3 separate regions of the Homo sapiens genome follow, and regions 1 and 3 are each linked to region 2. Evidence: chromatin contacts called from ENCODE Hi-C or POLR2A ChIA-PET data. All regions are on one chromosome and are shown on one strand. The core of a region is the stretch at or near the end of the contact, and the rest is flanking DNA. Distances in the headings are between cores, read along the strand shown. Region 1 has its middle 39 kb from the start of SAMD3. Region 2 holds the start of L3MBTL3 (L3MBTL histone methyl-lysine binding protein 3). Region 3 holds the start of SAMD3 (sterile alpha motif domain containing 3).

Region 1 (4,037 bases), core at 38-2,537, 240 kb after region 2:
GGAGCACAAAACCTGGACTCAATGTATTTTTTTTAACAAAACTTTTTATTTTGAGATAACTGTGCACTCATGTGCAAAGTTATAGGAAGTAACACAGAGAGAGCCTGCCTATCCTTTACCCAGATTCCTCTAGTGATAACATCTCACAAAACTTTAGTACAATGCTAAAAACAAGATATTGACATTAACTTAATCCACTGAAATTGTTCAATTTTTTTTTGTTTTACTTGTGCTCATTTGTGTGCTGCATTTAGTTCTCTGCAATTTTATCACGTGTTTCAGGTATCTACCACAGTCAAGATAAGAATAAGTACATCATCACAAGGATTCTTCAGTTTTTTGGCCATTTTCTAATTAGTCTTTTGAACTATTGAGTTCTTAGAGTCCTTTCTATATCATAGATACAGTCACATACTGCATAATAATGTTTTGTTCAACAATGGACTACATATAGTGAGAGAATAGAGACAGACCCTCTCATATTGTTTTATACTCAGAAAAGGAAAGAGAAGTGAAACTAAAGGCAGGTAGCCCGGTGCCTAGGAACCAGACCCAAAACCAAGGAACCAGACCTGAAACCAGGCCTGGGCCTGCCTGACCTAAGCCTGGTGGTTAAAATTCAACCCCAGACCTAGCAACTGATGTTATCTATAGATTCCAGACATTGTATAGAAAGACATTGTGAAACTTCCTGGTCTGTTCTGTTTCACTCTGACCACCAGTGCATGCAGCCCCTGTCACGTACCTCTTGCTTGCTCAGTTGATCACGACCCTCTCTCACGGACCCCCATAGAGTTGTGAGCCCTTAAAAGGGACAAGAATTGCTCACTTGGGGAGCTTGGCTCTTGAGACAGGAGTCTTGCCAATGCTCCCGGCTGAATAAACCCCTTCCTTCTTTAACTCAGTGTCTGAGGAGTTTTGTCTGCAGCTGGCCCTGCTACATTTCTTGGTTCCCTGACCGGGAAGCAAGGTGATTGGCGAATGGTCGAGGCAGCTCCTTAGGTGACTTAAGCCTGCCCTGTGGAACATCCCTGCAGGGGACTCCAACCAGCCCAAGCCATGCGGATCCTGAGAGCACTCCCGGGTAGGCATTTGCCCAGTGAGACGCCTCACCAGAGCAGTGTGTGGCAGCCCCCTGTGGAGGATCAACGCAGTGGCTGAACACCGGGAAGGAACTGGTACTTGGAGTCTGGACATCTGAAACTTGGTAAGACTAGTCTTTGGAACTTGCCTACTCTGTTTGAGTGGAAGTGTGGTCTGATGACCCACGGTGTACCTTTATCGGCACTTTGGTTTGGTTTTGGTTTTGGTTTTGACTCGGTTTGAATTGCTTGACAGGACTGGTCTTGGGAACTTGCCCACTCCATTTGAGTGGAAGTGTGGCCTGATCACCCACAGCATGCCTTTATTGGCACTTTGGTTTTGGTTTTGGTTTTGACTTGGTTTGAATTGCTTGACAGGACCGGTGTTGGGAACTTGCCTACTCCATTTGAGTGGAAGCGTGGCCTGATCACCCACGGCGTGCCTTTATCAGCACTTTGGTTTTGGTTTTGGTTTTGACTTGGTTTGAATTGCTTGACAGGACCGGTCTTGGGAACTTGCCTACTCCATTTGAGTGGAAGCGTGGCCTGATCACCCACGGCGTGCCTTTATCGGCACTTTGGTTTTGGTTTTGACTTGGTTTGAATTGCTTGACAGGACCGGTCTTGGGAACTTGCCTACTCCATTTGAGTGGAAGCATGGCCTGATCACCCACGGTGTGCCTGTACCAGCACTTTGGTTTTTGTTTTTGACTTGACTTGGATTGCTTGATACTTTGGTTTTGATTTCTGGATACTCTGATTTTGGTTTTGATTTTGATTTGGTGTAAACTGCAAAAGTGTGTGTGTGCCCTTTTTACCCATTCTTTGTTTTGTGGTGTGTGTGTGGTGTGAGCGTGGTGTTTTGTCTCGAAGAAGCATGGGTCAGGCACAAATAAGCTCACCCTACTAGGAACTATGTTGAAAAATTTCAAAAAGGATTTAAAGGAGACTATGTAGTACTATGACACCAGGAAAACTTAAAACTTTGTGTAAAATAGACCAGCCAGCATTAGAGGTGGGTTGGCCATCAGAAGGAAGCCTGGACAGGTCCCTTGTTTCAAAGGTATGGCACAAGGTAACCTGTAAATCCCGGGCATCCAGACCAGTTCCCATACATAGACACTTGGTTACAGCTGGTTTTAGATCTCTCCACAGTGGTTCAAAGAACTGCATTATAAGCCAGGCAGAGAGAGACAGAGAGAGAGACAGAGAGGAGAAAGAGAGAGGCAGAGAAAGAGAGGAAGAGACAGAGCCAAAAGGAAAGTCAAAGAGAGAAAGACAAAGTCAAAGAGAGATATATACAAGTAGTTAAGAAAAAAAAAATGGTGTACCCTATTCCTTTAAAAGCCAAGGTAAATTTAAAACCTGTAATTGATAATTGAAGGTATTCTTCGTAAGCCTATAACACTCCAATACCACTTTGTTGTCAGTGTAAACAAGGGCATATCTCGAAAGCACTGAGGCCTTCCTATCAAAAATCCTTGACCCAGTAACCTGTGGATGGCCCAAATGCATTCAATTTGTAGTGGCAACTGCTTTGCTAACAGAAAAAAAGTAAGAAAAAAAAAAACTTTTAGAGGAAACCTCATTGTGAGCACACCTCACTAGTTCAGTTCAGAGCTATCCTAAATCAAAAAGGCAAAAAAGTAGCTTACTAACTCAAAAATCTTAAAATATGGGGCTATTCTGTTAGAAAAAAAAAAAAGGAAATTCCCTTAACCCAGCAGGTTTCCTAACAAGGGATTTAAATCTTAATTACCATACAAAGGTCCAACCAGACCTAAGAGGAACTCCCTTCAGGACAGGATGATGGATGGTTCCTCCCAGGTAATTGAAAAAAAAAAAGGTTATAAAAGGAAATTCATGCAAGAAATGTTGTATAATTTAAAAGTAATTAGGCCTCCTAAATGTAAAACTATTAAAGAAACAGTTTATGTGCAAGGTATATAAAGAAATTAAAATATACTTCTAGTAGTAAGAATTATAAGGAGCCATAAGAATGTAAAGCTTTACCTACATTAAAAGGTTATAAATATGTATATTTTGTTTTAAAGGTTTAATCAAGTTTCAAAATGTTAATTGAAAAAAAATTCTGTGTGTAGACATTGGCCAAAGTTAAAGAGGTATCATCCAGTTTTTCTGTAAACTGGACATAAAAATAAAAGCATAACAGGTTTTCCTTAAAACACAAACCTGCTCTTTAGCAAAAATTATAAAAGGTTAAAAAGAATCTATAAAATCTTACCTTATAGTCAAATATTAAAAATTGGATAAATGTCTACAAGGTTTTATTAAAATTAGGTTTAACATTAATAACACACTAATATAAATGTAAAATTTAACTTATCTGGTATAAAAATCATACAGGAAGCATTGTTAAATGTAAAATGGTATTTGGCTTTCTTTGGTTTAAAACCTAATAAAAATAGGTGCTAAAGGAAATTTCTCAGTAAAAAAGCACTAAGGACTATAAAGTCCACTGCCAAGGTCCCCACATTTAAAACAAAAGATCAATTTCTTAAAAATTATATACTTGGTTTATCTTCCACTTTCCTTTCCCTCAAAAACTAAAAGTCTTTTAGCACTTGTACCACCCTTAGAATTTCCGGTAAACCAGAGCCAGCCTGAAGATCACGTTCTCGTCAAAAGGTGGAAAGAAGAAAAACTCGAGCCAGCCTCAGAAGGACCCTACCTTGTGCTGCTAACCACCAAGAATGCTGTTCATACAGCAAAAAAGGATAGACTCATCATGCCCGACTCAAGAAAGCGCCACCCCCTCCAGAGTCGTGGGCCATAGTCCCAGGGGAAAACCCTACCAAACTAAAGCTAAGAAAAATTTAACTCGTTTCATCTACGCTATTACTCTTTCTTCTTTCCTCGTTCTATTGCTGACCATCTAGTTATTAACATAACCAAGTCAATTTCGCCTCAAACTATTGCATCTAATGCTTGCCT
Region 2 (3,937 bases), core at 295-2,794:
TAGAGAGAAAAGGAGAGAAGCTGAAATTCAGATCAGTTAATTAAGCTGTTTGGGAACAGCTCTGAAAAGGGTTGAATGTGGTGGGTGAAATCAATAGTGAACTGGTGGTTTGAGATCATCTACAGCTCTCACTACCCAGCCTTCTCTACTTCACACCCCTCAGCCAACGGCTGTTCAACGTATGAAGCATTTTATAAGTTCATTTCAGCTTCACAGGATTTGTCCGTTTGTTCTGGAGTACATGTTAAGGCATATGGCCTGATTTTTGGTTTGGAGAATTTGGTCACTACACCAACATTAGATATATCGGGTGGTCTGCTTCTATAGGGTAATTTCATGGTCCTAAGGAAAGAATTTAAGAGTTTATGTTCTGAAACTGGTTCAAGAAACATTCCTTAAGTGAAAAAATTCAATCAAGAATAATATTCCCTACACTGGAGAAGGATTTTTAATATAGAACTTCCATCTGTGATATATTTAAATTCTAGGCCTCAGGCAGCAGTTTCAGAAAAGGGCCTCCTTTACCCTTTATTAGATGCAAAATAGTCTACTCTGGGGATGGGAACTTCCTTTTACCTCCCCCCCCCCGCAAAATCTAAGACATGCTTCCCTCATTCCTAAAATCACACATGCTTTTTTTTTTCACACAGCAAACTCTGCTATTGACATCAAAATGTTTATCAAAACTTTAATTACTCGAATTATTTTGTAAGTACTCCTATTAAGTGGAAAAGACCAGTGAAGCTGTCCAAACGGCGGCCCGCAGTCAATGCGCCGAAAGCTGTCAATACTGAAATGTAATACTCTCTTGATCTAGTTTTGACGCTTTAACAAAGACAGGTTTTGCCATTTAGGACCGCTCAGCCATCTTGACTGAATACCTTAAGAGGGTAGTCCTGGACCTGCTTATTGCCAAGGGACTTTCACAGTGTTCTAAGTTACTGTAGGAATCTCAGCCTATTACTCGACAGAGGCCTAACATGTTGGAGCTGTCAATAAAGATCCGCACTTAGGAAGCGGAAAGAAGGCACAAGTTTTATATGCACACTTTCTTTATTATGCATTGTTCCAGCCATCAAAGAGAGGGAGATTGTACTCTCCCAAAGCTTACAACTTTGTTACTTTTCATGACCTGTAGCATGTATTTAGCCTTTGGGCAGTGTTTGTGCAAGACTAAGGCCCACTCTTTAATGGCTGAATGCATACATTTCACAGCACATGGTGGATTCGCTGCTCTGAGAATTGCCTTTAAAAAAAGTAAAGTGAAAAATAGACAAAGAAATCTGGAACCTTAGCAGTGTTTCCTATTTGTTTGGACTGTTCTTGAACCAGCTCTGAGGCGGTGACCGGGCTATTGAAAAGATGCACCTGAAACAGGATCTGCGGGCAGCTGCATTTGCCACCCGGCTTTATTGCTGCTTTCCAGCGGCGAAGGCGCAGCAGCAGTAACAGGGAAGCCAGAGCGAGCCTCCCCGGCAGCGGCGGCGGCGGCGGCGGCACCGGCACCAGCGCAGTTTCCCCTCTCCCCAGCCCTGACTCTACGCGCACATGCGCATTGCGCCCGCAGCCCTGGACCATTTGTCAGGACTACTCGTGAGACGGAGAAAAAAAAAAGAGAAAATTTGGGGGTAAGAAGCGGTTGATCGGATCTAATCTCTAATTAATCTGAAGATTTGTCCGTGCAAAAGCCATTCATTTATTTTTCTGGGTGAGGATGAAAGTTAAGAGCCCTATAGAGGGAAGGAAGCGCACCCTCGTCTTGTGAAACAGATCAGGGGAGGGGAGGGACAGAAGGGGTTTCTCCCCCACTTCTCTGCGCCTCTGGGAAAGAGGAGAAAACTTAATCCCGGGGAAAAAAGTGGGCAAGTGACTCGGAAACGGCTGGAGGGGGAGTCTCTGGGCATCTCACTCTGAAGTAGTGAGTGCGAGTGTGAAAGAGGAACAAAAGAGAGAGAAAAGAGAAAGGAAAAAATGGGGGGAGGAGAGACTTGTATTTTTTTCTTTGCGCGCACACGGGGAAGGGTGTGGGGGGCCGTGCGGAAGGGAGCCGGGGCGAGGCGGCCGCGTTGGGCTCAGGCTGGCGCGCAGGCGGCGGGATGCGTGTGGCCCCCTCCCCCGCGCCCCCCGAGCTTGTCACTTTGGTCGCTTTCGTGACACCGGGCGCGGGGTGGGGGAGCGCGGCGGCGCCGGGCTCCACCGGGGTGCGTGTCCGGGTGGGCGCCGCGGAGCCGCAGCCCAGGCGGCGAGCGCGGCCGCCGAGGCGGGGGGCGCCGGCGGGGGGCGCGGGGGCGGCCGGGGCCGCGGATCGGTGCGGCGGGAGGCGCGAGCCCCGCGCGCCGCCCCTGCGGCCCCCTCCGCCCGTGTGGCCTTTGTGCCGGGCGCGCACCGGAGAGCGAGCGAGCGGGCGGGCGAGCGCGAGAAGTACAAGTACGGGAGACCGAGGCAGTGGGAAAAGAGGCCGGGCCACTTTCTCCCCTTTCGGGCTGCGGAGAATGGACTGGTTGAATGTGCAGGCGCGTCTCCCCGGCGTGTGCTGTGTGTGTGCGCGGCGGAAAGGCCTGCCCGACTCCCACCGCGCACACGCACACTCACACGCACGCACACACACGGACCCGCGGCGGGGCTCGGCGGCCGAGAGTTTGCGTGGCTTCCTCGCCGCCTCCCTCTTCCCAACCGAGTGTGTGAGAATTTCATATAGATCAGCTCCAATTTCCGCCATTTTGGGAAAGTTGCACAAAAATAAACCCTCCGGTTTATTTCTGCCCGAGGCAGGAAAGTGCTTTGGGAAGCGAGGCGGCGCGGGCCCGCGGCGGCCGTCCGCGCGGGAGAGGGCGCGGGCCGCGGGCCGGGCCGGGAGCCCGCGCCGTCGCGGCGTTCGCCCCGCGCCGTGCCGCGCCGCGCCGGCCCGGGTGCGGGCGCGGGCGCGGGCGTGTGTCGGGAGGCGGCGGCGGCGGTCGCGGCGGCGGCGGCCGCGCCGGGGCGGCGGGCTTGTGGGGGGAGGGTGGGGGCGGCGCGGGGCTGCTTTTCCTGCAACTTGTTTACGCCTGCCTTATTCTGGGGAGGAAAAGAGGGGTCGGGGCCGGGGCCGGCGCCGGGGCCACCGCCCGCCTCGCGCCGCGTGTGTGTGCGGTTCCGGAATAATGGGCTTTGCACACTCGCGTCCTGGGCCCCGCGGGCCGTCCTCGCGCCGCGGCGGCGGGGCGGGGGGAAGTAGAGGCCGGCGGGGGTGGGGATCGGGAAGCGCAGGAGCCGAGGCATCCGCCGCGCGCCCCGCGAGCTGGTGGAGTGTGGGGGCCGCCGGGCGGGGAGAAAAACTTGAGAGCCCTGGAAGGGGAGGAGGGCACGGTGGCACGGGCGGGGGGAGGGCGCAACTTTTGGACTGGTGGTAAAACTTTAATTACCTTTAAAGAAAAAAAGGCCCTGCGATTCCCCCCTCCCCCAGTCCCGGTCAAAGCACAGCCCGCAGCGCGACCGTGAGAGAAAGTTTAAAAGCGGGCGTGTTCCTCCCGGGTCCCCGCGGAGGGCTGGGGGCGTCGGTCTGTCCGTCGCGCTCAGAGGGAGGTGGGGGTAACTAGCCGCTTTCCAGGGCGCGGGGACCGCGGCTCTACCCCACCCTTCCACGGGAGACGGAGGTAAACGTTGCTTCGGTTTCCCTTCTGAGTCCCCCTGCTGCCACCACCCCGCTTCCTTTTCCTCCCCCTCCCCGCCGATTTTTTGAGGGGACCCGAAAAACGGAGTCCCTTTCCTTAGGCAACTTCCTCGGGCGCTGTGAGCACGGCCCTCCCCCTCACCGCCCCCACCCCCAACGCCTCGCATCCCTTGGCCCGCTTCTCCACCTCGGGGCCACCGCCAGAAAAATGCATTCGAGATCATTCAGAGTGCACAGAAACAAAAATAGATTTTTAATTGTTAGGTTAGGGGAAACTGAGATGAGAAA
Region 3 (3,673 bases), core at 331-2,830, 200 kb after region 2:
ATCACAGTGGACCCTTGAACGACACAGGGGTTGGGACGCTGACTCTGCTATGCAGTTGAAAATTTGCAAGTAACTTTTGACTACCCCCAAACTTAACTACTAATAGCCTACTATTGATCAGAATCTTAACTGATAACATAGACAATTAACACATATTTTGTATGTTATATATATTATATACAGTACTGTTACAATAAAATGAGTTAGAGGAAAGAAAATGTTATTAAGCAAATAACAAGGAAGAGAAAACATTTACTATTTATTACATGGAAGTGGATCATCATAAAGATCTTCATACTCGTCGTCTTGCAGTGAGTAGGCTGAGGAGGAGGAGGAGGAAGAGGAGAGTTGGTCTTGCTGTCTCAGGGGTGGCAGAGGCAGAAGAAAATCTGCATGTAAGTGGACCTGAGAGGTTCCAACACATGTTGTTCAAGGGTCAACTCTATAATCCATAAAACCAACTAAAAAATTAATACACCAATAGAAAAAAATAGGAATAGGTAACTCTTGAACAAAATTTTAAACCAGTATCTGAAAAATCTACATTATTTGTAATAAAAATAATTAAATACCATCTTCATTTATTCCATTGGAAAAGGTGAAAATTAGCAAGAATGCAAGGTCAGTTGTTCTCTTACACACTGCTAAGGGGAGTATAAAGTGGCACAACTTGCCCTGTCATATTATTCCCATTTTATAATTGAAAGTCCTGGAGTTTACAGGGTAACTCGCCTAAGGTTCCTTTGCTTGTAAAGGTAAAAGTGATTTGAATCCAATCTATCCAACTTTAAAGGGTACTAATGCAAGCCAAAAACATTAAAAATATTTCTACATTCTGACCCCAAAATAGCATTTCTAAGAATGTGCCTAAAGACATTAACAGAAATGAACACAAAGATGTGTGCCATAGCAATGGTCCGAATAGCAAATAAATTGGACAGATAAAATTTCCAGCAATAGGAATTGGCCAATGAATTACAGTAATTTATATTTAAAATAAAATACTATGTAGTAATCAAAAATTGTATCTAGACAAATAACTATGTAGAGAGAAACAGTCATGGATATGGTTAACTGCAAATAAATTTAAAATAGTATGATTCAGATTTGTGGAAAGAATAAAATAAAAGTAGAATGAAATGCTTGGTTACACAAAGGCTGGGAAAGCATATACTAGAAGGCAGAAGTGGCAATCTCTGTTTGGAGGAATTAATGTTTTTTGTTTGTAATCTGCCACTCTTAAATTTTTCTCAATGAAAGAATTTTATCTTAATATCAGAAAAGTTAGAGTTTTATAGAGAAAAGGTAAAAAGTGATATTTACGGATTATTGCTGGAGAGGCTTTTGGTCCATCTCTTCCAGAAGAGAAGATCAAAGGAGAGAGCACCCCTCCTCCCCAGGCAAATCCGATCAGTGGATGTGGTTCTGGTTCCTTTGTTTTATCTGAAAAATGGAAGATATCACCTACAAATCTGGAATCTTGGTTTCTCTTGAAAAATCAAAAGTTCTGGTGATACTGGGTTCATATTTCTGAATGGCAGCAACTGAGCAGTGGCTGCCCCATTGAAAGACAGCAAGACTGGGAGCCTCACAGTACACAGGAAGCATAAGGTAAGTTTGAAACAGGGTGGATCTCAGACAGCTAACGTTTGCACCTCTCAAAGGAAGAAGATTCTGACAAGTGTGACAAATACCCATGTATGTACATACATGTTTACCATAATATATCTTTGGAACATTTAATTCTTCCTTAGTTACCTTTTTTAAGCTCCTAGAAGAAATAACACTAACTAGAAAAAAAATTTCCTATATCAATCTTAAGGCAGATATAATAATAATGTATTAGAATTTAGACATTGAATTCAAAGTCAAGGACTCAAAGCTTTGCATCTCAGAAGGTTCTAGTGTCTTGAGGCTTCATTTTCTTTGTAGCTACATCATTGAACTAAAATGCACAAACCTTTATTTAGCAGACATTGGCTGAATGTAATTCTCGTTACATAGCTCAGTGTGTACGTGATAGTGCAGGTGATAGCTGAACATTTTATAGCTCTGAGTAGTGGCAAGAACTTACATTATTAAAATATTACAACTATTTTTTTGGAGTTACTCATTTGTTAGAACACATGAAAGGTGACTTCTGTATCCACCTATATTGCTCAGCTGGTAGAGTCAAGCTGGGCTCTCTTGATCTGTTAACACTAAGTGCTGGTCTGACTTTGTAGGCCTCTTCAGGAAGAAGGGGATGCAAGGTAGTGGATCTTCTTAATGCAGTGTGACTCAAAGTGAAACTTGGAAACACCCTTGCAGGGCGTGCGATGGGTGTGACTCGCTTCTTCAGTACCCTGCAGCTCAAACCCCTAGAGGGAGCATGCAGACGGGCAGGTCATGGGGAGCATGGGCTCCTACCCCATGGCAGCACCTAGGGTTGAGTGTTTACAGCTCCAGAAGCCCCAGTGGGAGTGTGTTACAGTGCAGTCTTTCAGCTTAGCCATCCGCAGGTGGCTTGTGTTAATCAGCTCAATTAGATCCTCTGCCTTATCGCAAGGACAGAGGGCTTTCTGTATCCCAAGGTTCTTGCCTTAATGTACCAGAAAAATTGAATCACATGTAGGCTTGGAGAATGGGTGCACAGTTTTATTGACTGGTGGAAGTAGCTCTCAGCAGATGGATGGGATCCACAAGGGGAATGGAATGGGAAGGCGGTCTTCCCCTGGAGTCAGGCCGCTCAGTGGCCTGACTCTCCTCCAACCACCCCCAGGCAAATTCTACGTGGTCCACATCATACTGCTGTTGATGTCCTGCCAGTCTGTCAGTGTATTCTGCCAGTGTGTTCCTCTTGATGTCCAGCCGCTTGTGTCTGTGCCCGCTAGGGTCTCAGGGTTTTTATAGGCAGAGGATGGGGGTGTGGCGGGCCAGAGTGCTTTTGGAAAATGCAACATTTGGGCGTGAAAACAGGAGTGCCTGTTCTCACTTACGTCCATGGGTACAGGCCTGAGGGTGGAGCCCTAGCCAGGGACCCCATTCTTCTCTACCCAGCACTTCCCTGCCCGCCTCCCGTATCAAAAGCAAAGCACAGATGGGAGGTGTGGAGACACAAAAAGGCATAGGACCCTGTGTTTCTCATGAGTGACAAATGCTCATGCTTCTGCCAGCCCTAGGTTCATGTGAGGACGGGCCAGAATGTTCAAACTTTTGTTTATGCAAAAGCACTCTATTTATTTATTATTATTATTATTATTATTATTATTATTATTATTATTTTTGAGATGGAGTCTCCCTTTGTCACCCAGGCTGGAGTGTAATGGCACGATCTCAGCTCACTGCAACTTCCACCTCCTGGGTTTAAGCGATTCTCCTGCCTCAGCCTCCTGAGTATCTGGGACTACAGGCACGTGCCACCACGCCCAGCTAAGTTTTTGTATTTTTAGTAGAGATGGGGTTTCACTGTGTTAGCCAGGATGATCTCGATCTCCTGACCTCATGAACCGCCTGCCTCGGCCTCCTAAAGTGCTGAGATTACAGGCATGAGTCACCACGCCCAGCCCGAAGCACTCTTTTTAGAGTTGGCCCAAAAGGTAAAATTCATACCAATTGGTAGGCTATAGTCCATCATTAAATATGAGTCTGTGTGTCTGAATTTGTGTGTATGTGTGTGTGTTAGAGAGAGATA

The links. Hi-C counts contacts between places; a loop is a spot of excess contacts on that map. ChIA-PET counts read pairs that join two places held with the same protein, here RNA polymerase II (POLR2A). Pooled maps may share reads with other maps.
Region 1: a loop to region 2 is called in a map of B cell, with 2.6 times the contacts of the local background. The contact joins the enhancer-like site here to the promoter of L3MBTL3 in region 2. A Hi-C loop is called at or near these places in 1 of 168 maps with a recorded cell type or tissue (B cell), 17 of 37 single-sample maps with no recorded cell type and 4 of 50 pooled maps. POLR2A ChIA-PET finds 5 or more read pairs at or near these places in 1 of 52 experiments (MCF 10A).
Region 3: a map of naive thymus-derived CD4-positive, alpha-beta T cell shows a loop between it and region 2 (5-fold over the local background). The contact joins the promoter of SAMD3 here to the promoter of L3MBTL3 in region 2. A Hi-C loop is called at or near these places in 1 of 168 maps with a recorded cell type or tissue (naive thymus-derived CD4-positive, alpha-beta T cell), 1 of 37 single-sample maps with no recorded cell type and 11 of 50 pooled maps. POLR2A ChIA-PET finds 5 or more read pairs at or near these places in 2 of 52 experiments (activated CD4-positive, alpha-beta T cell and activated CD4-positive, alpha-beta memory T cell).

The regions. Positions count from the first base shown.
Region 1 is chr6:130,259,669-130,263,705 of GRCh38, forward strand. It overlaps a transcript of SAMD3 not described here. Among named protein-coding and RNA genes, the nearest start is that of SAMD3, 39 kb to the left of the region's middle. RefSeq lists enhancers at 695-834, 1,055-1,174. Within about 2 kb of position 1,288, at least 5 of the 41 ENCODE cell types and tissues checked have a DNase peak (open chromatin) inside an H3K27ac peak, as active enhancers do; they include B cell, where a contact is called at or near this core.
Region 2 is chr6:130,017,037-130,020,973 of GRCh38, forward strand. It overlaps L3MBTL3 (L3MBTL histone methyl-lysine binding protein 3), which reads left to right and starts at 1,545. Exons shown (of 23, transcript NM_032438.4): 1 at 1,545-1,628. RefSeq lists silencers at 2,025-2,154, 3,105-3,344, 3,395-3,464 and an enhancer at 3,825-3,884.
Region 3 is chr6:130,221,371-130,225,043 of GRCh38, forward strand. SAMD3 (sterile alpha motif domain containing 3) reads right to left here and starts at 1,581. Exons shown (of 12, transcript NM_001017373.4): 1 at 1,324-1,581. RefSeq lists an enhancer at 2,188-2,297.